Regions from separate parts of the Homo sapiens genome. Here region 1 is linked to region 2. Evidence: chromatin contacts called from ENCODE Hi-C data. All regions are on one chromosome and are shown on one strand. The core of a region is the stretch at or near the end of the contact, and the rest is flanking DNA. Distances in the headings are between cores, read along the strand shown. Region 1 overlaps LINC02930 (long intergenic non-protein coding RNA 2930). Region 2 holds the start of LINC02930 (long intergenic non-protein coding RNA 2930).

Evidence for each region. A loop is a pair of places that touch in the nucleus more often than their neighbours do. Pooled maps may share reads with other maps.
Region 1: a map of endothelial cell of umbilical vein shows a loop between it and region 2 (2.1-fold over the local background). The contact joins the enhancer-like site here to the promoter of LINC02930 in region 2. A Hi-C loop is called at or near these places in 1 of 168 maps with a recorded cell type or tissue (endothelial cell of umbilical vein) and 1 of 50 pooled maps.

The regions. Positions count from the first base shown.
Region 1 is chr10:120,682,739-120,686,369 of GRCh38, reverse strand. All of the region lies in intron 2 of LINC02930 (long intergenic non-protein coding RNA 2930), which reads right to left. Among named protein-coding and RNA genes, the nearest start is that of LINC02930, 76 kb to the right of the region's middle. Within about 2 kb of position 1,974, at least 2 of the 41 ENCODE cell types and tissues checked have a DNase peak (open chromatin) inside an H3K27ac peak, as active enhancers do; they include endothelial cell of umbilical vein, where a contact is called at or near this core.
Region 2 is chr10:120,607,244-120,611,115 of GRCh38, reverse strand. LINC02930 (long intergenic non-protein coding RNA 2930) reads right to left here and starts at 2,534. Exons shown (of 5, transcript XR_002957103.2): 1 at 2,343-2,534.

The sequences.
Region 1 (3,631 bases), core at 725-3,224, 76 kb before region 2:
GGAAGGAGGTCACAACTGTAAGAACAGTTGGAGAGAAATGGGCCTGGCCTAGGAAAGGAGGGGAAGAGCCAGCGGTGGAGCTAGAGGTATGAGGAAGTAGGTAGCAACAGACTTGTTTATGGAATCAGTTCATAGAATGAGCATGGCAATATTTTGGAAACTATAAGCCGTGAATTTTATTGTGCTGTTAATATAAAGATGGTTCAAACATACACTCTTCCCTCTGCTCTTGTCAGGACAGATAACAGCATTTTTATGAATCCTACCTAGAAAAATAACACAAATAATAACACAATAATAGGTGTTTAGTAAAAGCTCAGCAATATGCTATTAAAAGGGTCATCTTATTCCTAAAGTCTTCTAATATTGAGCTTTAATTTCTCTTATTTTTAGATGTAGCTTGCTATTAATTAAGTCTCTAAGTACATAAGGTTTGTATTGAGAGGGTGAAAATGACAAGGATGGACACACCACTGCGTGTAAAATATGAGCAGAACAGAATTTAAAATTCTGTATTAAGCCTTTCCCAAAGGAAACCAATAATGAGGAAAACAAGCCCTTATCTGTATGCAGGTTAGACTGTTCTGGGAAAACCCAGGCTATTTACTAAAGTTTGTAATGGTGGAAAGAAAATATTTTGATGTGTGGGCAGGGAAGAGGTAGAGGGTATTCTAGGCCAAGACAACAAGTGAAGGTGTCTCTCCACCCTACTCAAAACGGAAGTTGAAAAGTAAGGTTGTGCTTAGCTGCTGAGTTTTACTGTAGTTTAAGGCGATGTATAAAGGAACATTGGGAGTTAAGGCCAGAAGGAAGTGTGGAGTCATGCTGAGAAGGGCCCTAACGGCTGGACCTGGCACCCAGACACATTCCCTCCCATTCTGACTTGACTGTAGCTTCTGAACTGTCTGAGAGATTAATGTCTGAAAGTCTGAGCAGAACTGGGAGCCAACCCATTTCCACTGCAGAACATCATGCACCTTAGGGCAGAATCAACATCCAAAGGAGGTGTTACAAACATTGCCAGGAGACCCTCCCGCTCCTGCTGTGGCGTCCACAGGGAGCTCTGCAGGATTACTCCTTTGATCCCATTAGGAAATCAGCCAGAGTGTCTGCAGACTCCATTTCCAGATCCATTGAGGGTAAAAATGGGAGAGGATAATTGCCAAATGAAGTATACTCCCATGTGGCATCAACAAGTCTCTCTCTTTCAGTCTTGGGGGTCGTGTGCCCTCTCGTATTCTGAAATGTCTTATCTTTAGTTGGAGAGAGGGCTGCTCATGGTTTCTGTTTTGATATCTGAGGAAATCGATCTTTAGAGCAAAACTATTTTGGAGAACCCTGCGTTATTCATCAGACAAAATGCCAAGCCAGCTCCAGGATTTGGGGCAGGGGAGACTGCGCATCTGTGGAGCTAGGATGCAGGTTGCTTTTCCCTCTGGAGGCTCCTCCCAGACCTCTGCATCCTCTTGCACTCTGATTCCTCCCACACATCGGATGTGCCTTCTTCATGGGCTCTAGAGACTCCTTCAAATGTGGCTAGAAGAAACATAGGAGCAGGTGCCAGCACAGAACAGGTCTTTCCCTGCAAATGGGATTCTGCAAAATCCTTTACTTTCCTTTAAAACATTTCTTTGTAATGGTCACTACAATACAAGGCCCACTAGGCATGTGTATGCCTCCTTCTGGACCTTCCTGGGCTGGGCTCAGATGAGGAATGTGTGTGTGTGTGTGTGTGTGTGTGTGTGTGTGTGTGTGTGTGTGTGAGACAGAGAGAGAGAGAGAGAGAGAGAGAGAGAGTCAGGAAGTGGGGCGGGGGGCGGGGGGCAGGGGTTATCTAATAAAATGAGCCAAGCAAGTTTTGTGCGTAGCTTGAGCTTCTGTCCTCCTCCCAGATAACAGACAAGCTTCCTCCCAGCTGCACTTTGTGGGTAACGCTTGTTTTGTGTCTGCCTTGGGGCCTGAATCAAACAGAGTTTGTTTATGCAGGATGTACAAGGTGTCAAACCCAAGCCTTGGTTGTGAGGAAGACGGCCTTCCTGACTGGGCCAGCTATCTCCAATGACTTGAATAATTGTCCACAGGCTGAGCAGGGCAGACACTTCTGAAGATATATATGGTCCAGACTTTTGTAAGATTCATTAATGTCTCTTGGCAACTGGCAGGGGAAAGTATAGAAAAATACATCTGAGCAAGATGATGGTGAAAGCTCACCCGGTTTGCTGTGTTCACTGAGCCATCAGCTGAGGGATAAATTCCTTCCAACCCAAGCAATAAAACTCCCTTTCTTTATTTTGATTCTGTTATACAAGGTTTTTAAAACATATGTCTAAGATGAAAACTAGTTGAATTGCTTTCCCTAGCCAATCATTCATTCAATGGATAATCGTTGTGTGCCTACTATGTGTCAGGCCATGTACTGTGCGGGGGATACCAGGTGAGTAGACAAGACAGGACAGGCCTTGTCTGTAGAACACCAGCCCTATATAGCTCTCTGTTTTAGGAAAAATTAAGAAACGCAGTAAGACCCAACAATTTTTTTAAGCTATAAAATGAGTAAGAAGAAAAATCATTCTGAAAGCCCAAAGGAAATGCATCACTCTGATTCACTCCAGATATCAAAACACCTTTTTAGAAATTTATCAGACATATTTAATGATTTATAAAATTACTTGGCCTTTTGAAACAGAAATAGAATGCCGCAGGGAAGGATAAGCGCAGGAGGCAAGGGAATCAGATAAACTAAGAAGGAAATGGAAGGGTCTAATTAAAACCTGAACTGGAGGCAAGAAAGAACAAAATTTACATAAAAACTAAATCAAGGATATTCAGGAAGAAAGTGAGTTGCTCTTCCAGAAAGCATAGGAAAAGGCAAAGACACCAAAATAATAAAAGGAAAGATACAAGATGCAGAAGATAACGAAGAAGACTGAACTAAAGTGTTACAGGTTTTCCAAAGGAAGAAAAAAAACCTAAAACTAAAATAATAAAGACATAAAAAGAAATAAACTTTCCTGAGGTGCAAGACAATATATACTTATATACAGAAGATTTGCCATGTAACAGGTAATGTTAATAAAATTAGACTCATGTCTAAAAATACCCTGGCCCTTTATTGAATTGCAAGAACAAATGTAAAATTGTACAAGTGTTTAAAACAAGAAAACAAATCAAATTAGAAATAAAAGCAAAAAGAAAAATAGATTATCTATAAGTGATTAAAAACTGGTATGATTTTTTTCCCTCTATAATGCTAAAGACTAAAACACAAAGAAGTAACAGCTAAGGAGACACGAGGACAAAGGACTGGTTCCCAGGGATTTTCCAAGGCCAAGTTGCTGGTTATGTGAAAAACTAGAAGAAAGACATTACCACAAAGACAAGAATTCAGAAAAAAATATATCTTTACTTATTTGGTGAAAAAAGAACACTTGAATATGTACATCAATTTTAAGCATGATAAGAATAAAAGCTAAGTACTTAAAATGGGAAAATCCTGGTATAAATGTGTCTATAGTAAATCCTAAAATTAGCTTAAAAGTTAAATTCAAAAGAAAATCTGATTACAAAAATAAAATTTTCAAATATATTTACTGGAAGGAAAGATAAAACAATAATTTTATAATGGAATCTA
Region 2 (3,872 bases), core at 1,285-3,784:
CTCAGAATATGCTGAAGCTCACTGAATTGCAGAACTATACAATAGCTCCAAATGTTATTATGCCCATATGTCCAGGAGTTTAAGTGGCTTCTGCAGTGCCTCTTACTCATGTCATTGTGTGGGTGGCAGTGTTCTGGCCAACAATGACCATGGGATTGAGCATCTTGTATAATCATCTTACTAGGTTCTGAGAGTTATCCAGAACTGACAGCACAGGGCTGCTTACAGATGCTAATTAGAAGGGCAGCTCAAGTTATTTCCTAGATAATGAGGGGAAGTGTTTGTGATTTAACTTCTACCTACTATTGTTCCCTGTGGAGTTTTTGGAGGGAAGTAATTGCCTCATTGCTGCAAAGTGTTAACTTGGTTTGTGCTTTGTTCTTGCTGCCATAGCTTTTTCCTCCTCTGAACTCTGCATGAGTCTAAGGGTTATTTGTTCCCAGTGGCTTCAGATTCTTCCAGGTATTCTATTAAGATGACTGCTTAATTTCCAAGAGTCGAATGTGAAACATAGAATCTCAGTAGTTAGTCTAACATTTTCCTCAATGTTTAAATTCCCTTGTCAACGTACCCTATATGTGTTTGGTCTCTGCTGGAAAGTCTCCAGACAAGAAACTCACTACTCACTGGCAAGCCCATTTCTCTATTAAGAAAGTTCTTAAAACTGAACCAAAGTCTCTTTCCTACTCATTGGTTCTAATCCTTCCTCTGCCATGCAAGAAATAAGCCTACTCAGTTTCGTATATCATAGCTCTTGATGTGTTATACTCTGCTCAAACCCAGCAGCCACTCCCAACGACCTGTCAAATCCCGAGTGTCCTTTTCTCTAGCCAACGATGCTGCAATAGAATTCTGACTCTCTGGGTTTCTTTTTCTTTTTTGCTCTCATTATTTCTCTGATTAAGAGAAATTTTCCTCCATTCTTCCTTCCTTCCTCTTATTTTCTTCTTTCCTTCCTCCCGCCTCCCTTTCCCTATCTCTCTCTTCCTGTTACAAAACATATACAATTTAAAAACATTGTTCAGAAACACCATCACATGCCTCCACAAGTCTCTGCAGTCTCTTTGGTAGTACTAGACCCAGATCTGGTCCTCATAAGCATTGCTTTCTTGCTCCATAAAAAGAAAATCTCAGGTCCTATTTGTCTGTGAAATCATGGTAAAAAGTTATCTTTGGGGTCTTATTTTTCCCAGAATGCCAATACTGGTCTACTGAACCTAGACCTCATCTTTCCATTTCGTGACACAACTGCTTTCTTCTGAGCACAAAATGGAGCTGAGAGTCAAGACAATTACGCGATTACATTCAGATGACAAACTTTTTGGTCTTAGCATTTGATAGAAGAAAAAATATTTTATTAACATAAAACTTGCTGATGGGTATCCAAAGCCTCCACTTCATCACACACAGTGCAGACATGGCCTTTGAGTGCACACCAAGCTTAGTAACCTCCTTGCTCACTAAACTGTGGTGCTTCTCTTTTCACAAACATAAGCTGGGATCTTAGCAATTCCCCATCTGTCCACAGGTGAATATGTTATTTGAGAGAGGAGGCAGCTGCTACAACTCTTCATGGAAAACCAACATTGTAATTGCAAAAATAATTTGCAAATGATATTTCATGTGTTGCATTATTGCTTGTGATACTGATGGTTTATTAACCTACTTTCTTCTTATTTCTATGGGAAAACACAAAGACCTCATTTTTCCCTCAGATCACGTCAAAGTTAGGATGGATTTAAATGTACATTTATTTATTTATATACAGATATTCAGATAAGTTGGACAGCCACATCCCTACATTTTCTAAAATGACATAATGGGCATCAATAACAGGGTAAAATTGTGGCTCTGAGCCATCAGACAGAAACTGACGTTGCAGCCCAGCTGTGTGTACACAAACACTCAGGCTGATGAAGGAAGGCCACGGAATTCAAACCAGCACATCTTGCTGCTTTGCATTCAGCCTGCATCACCCGGGACAGAAAAACAGTGTGCTAATGAGAGAAAAAGTTGAACAACATAGAGTTCCTCTTTACAGGTTCCTAACATTATCTGGACAAACTGAGTGTTAGAGCTGGCCCGAGGGCTGATGGTGAGCAAGGGAACCGTCCAGGAGCAAATGAAACTGTCACGAAGGAAATGCCAGGCTCAGATAGACCCCACTCAGGAGGAAGGAAACCAGTGAGAAGGGAGGAAGGGGACCCCATCTCTGTTTCAGGACTTGGACTCATGGTTACTGTCCCTTGCTAAGAGCAATGTCCATTCTGTTCAGTCACGTGGGATGCAAACTCTAAACAAACCTTGATGAAGAGGAAAAGAGAATGCATTGGCTCAAGTACCTGAAAAGCCCAGGGCAGGGCTGGTTTCGGGCTTGGCTGGATTCAGAACCCAAGTGATTTCAGGAGTTCACTCCCTCCATGTTTTGCCTCTGATTCCTCTGCCTGGGATCCACCCAGAAGCACCTTCTGCAGTAAGATTGCTGGAGCTGTCCAGGTTCCCCATTCCATCCTCACAGCAACTCTAGCCAAAAGAGAGTTTCTCTTTTTCAGTGGTTTCCATTGAAACCATAGAACTGAGTCTCAGTAGCTCTGATTGGTCAGCTGTGGGCCACATGTTCATCCCTTAACCAATCACTATGGTCAGAGAGATATGGTATTCTCATTGGCCAGGCAGGGTCACATGCTCATCTCTGAAGCTGAGGTGGGGTCAGCCCCACATTGATCACTTGAACAGGGGAAGACTGAATCGTTATCAAAGAAGAGTTGAATTCTATCAAGGGGCCAGGAGTGTAGGACAGCAAACAAAAACAGGTAACCACCTCAGGTTAAAAAACTGCCTGAAGGGAGGGGTCACGGTTTACAGATGGCAAGGAAATCCTAGATACAATGCTAAATAGTGGCTTCATTAGTCATCATCCCACTTGTATCCATGCAGGCTAACAGATTCTGTCATGGATTAGGGCTCTGCTCTTACCAGCCATCATTCTGACCATGCCCACTGTTGAGGACTATGGCTCCCAAGTTGGTCTTGCCATGAGATTTTAAAAGCATGAAATTATCAAGGACAATTAGAATGAATTTGTCTTCATCATCAGCCAGTCAGAAGTTTTGAGAACTAATAATGCTTAAAATCTATAGTGATCGCCTTTAATTATTCTTTCAGCCTGTAAGTTTTCACGTTTTCTTGGCTGACTTTTAATAATGAAACCTGCTGACTTTTAATAGTGAAACCACTGTTCTGACTCATTATTTATATCAGGTGTGTTTCCAATGTGAACTTATAAAGTGGTAGACATTTCTTGGTTATTTTATGTTTTGTTAAAAGTATCAGGGATCATTATGTCTAAGTTTGTTAATTACGTTGATACTTCTCCCAAGGGTTCCATTACTCTCAATGTCAGACAACTGGGAGAAGTTGTTCTGAAAGTCATAGACAGCAGACAAGAGCCTTTTAACTGATGTATTCATTTCTTTAAGAGGCCATGAACTGGCAGTGTCTTCTCTCTGGAATCTCTGTTAGTCATTCCTACTGACTCATAGCAATTCGCTCTCTGAGCAGAAGTTCCCATGAGAGAAGACCCCACTAGATGGTGATGTCAACTGATGGAAGAATTTTGGATGATGTTTACAAAGCAAGGAGGTCTTGTGAGTCTCACCAGCAGGCCAGTGTCAAGTGGAAGAGGCCAGGCCTGGCTGTTGGCCATAGGCTTGGCTGGAATTGGCAAAGGTGCCATTTTAACTTCCACACCCTGCTCATGGCTACCCACTCTACTCCTAACCAAGCTATTTATACCACAAATGCCTGACTACAGATATGGGGACATAAGTGAATGAGAGAGAAAAAGAACGAGAATGGGAAGCATTTTCCCA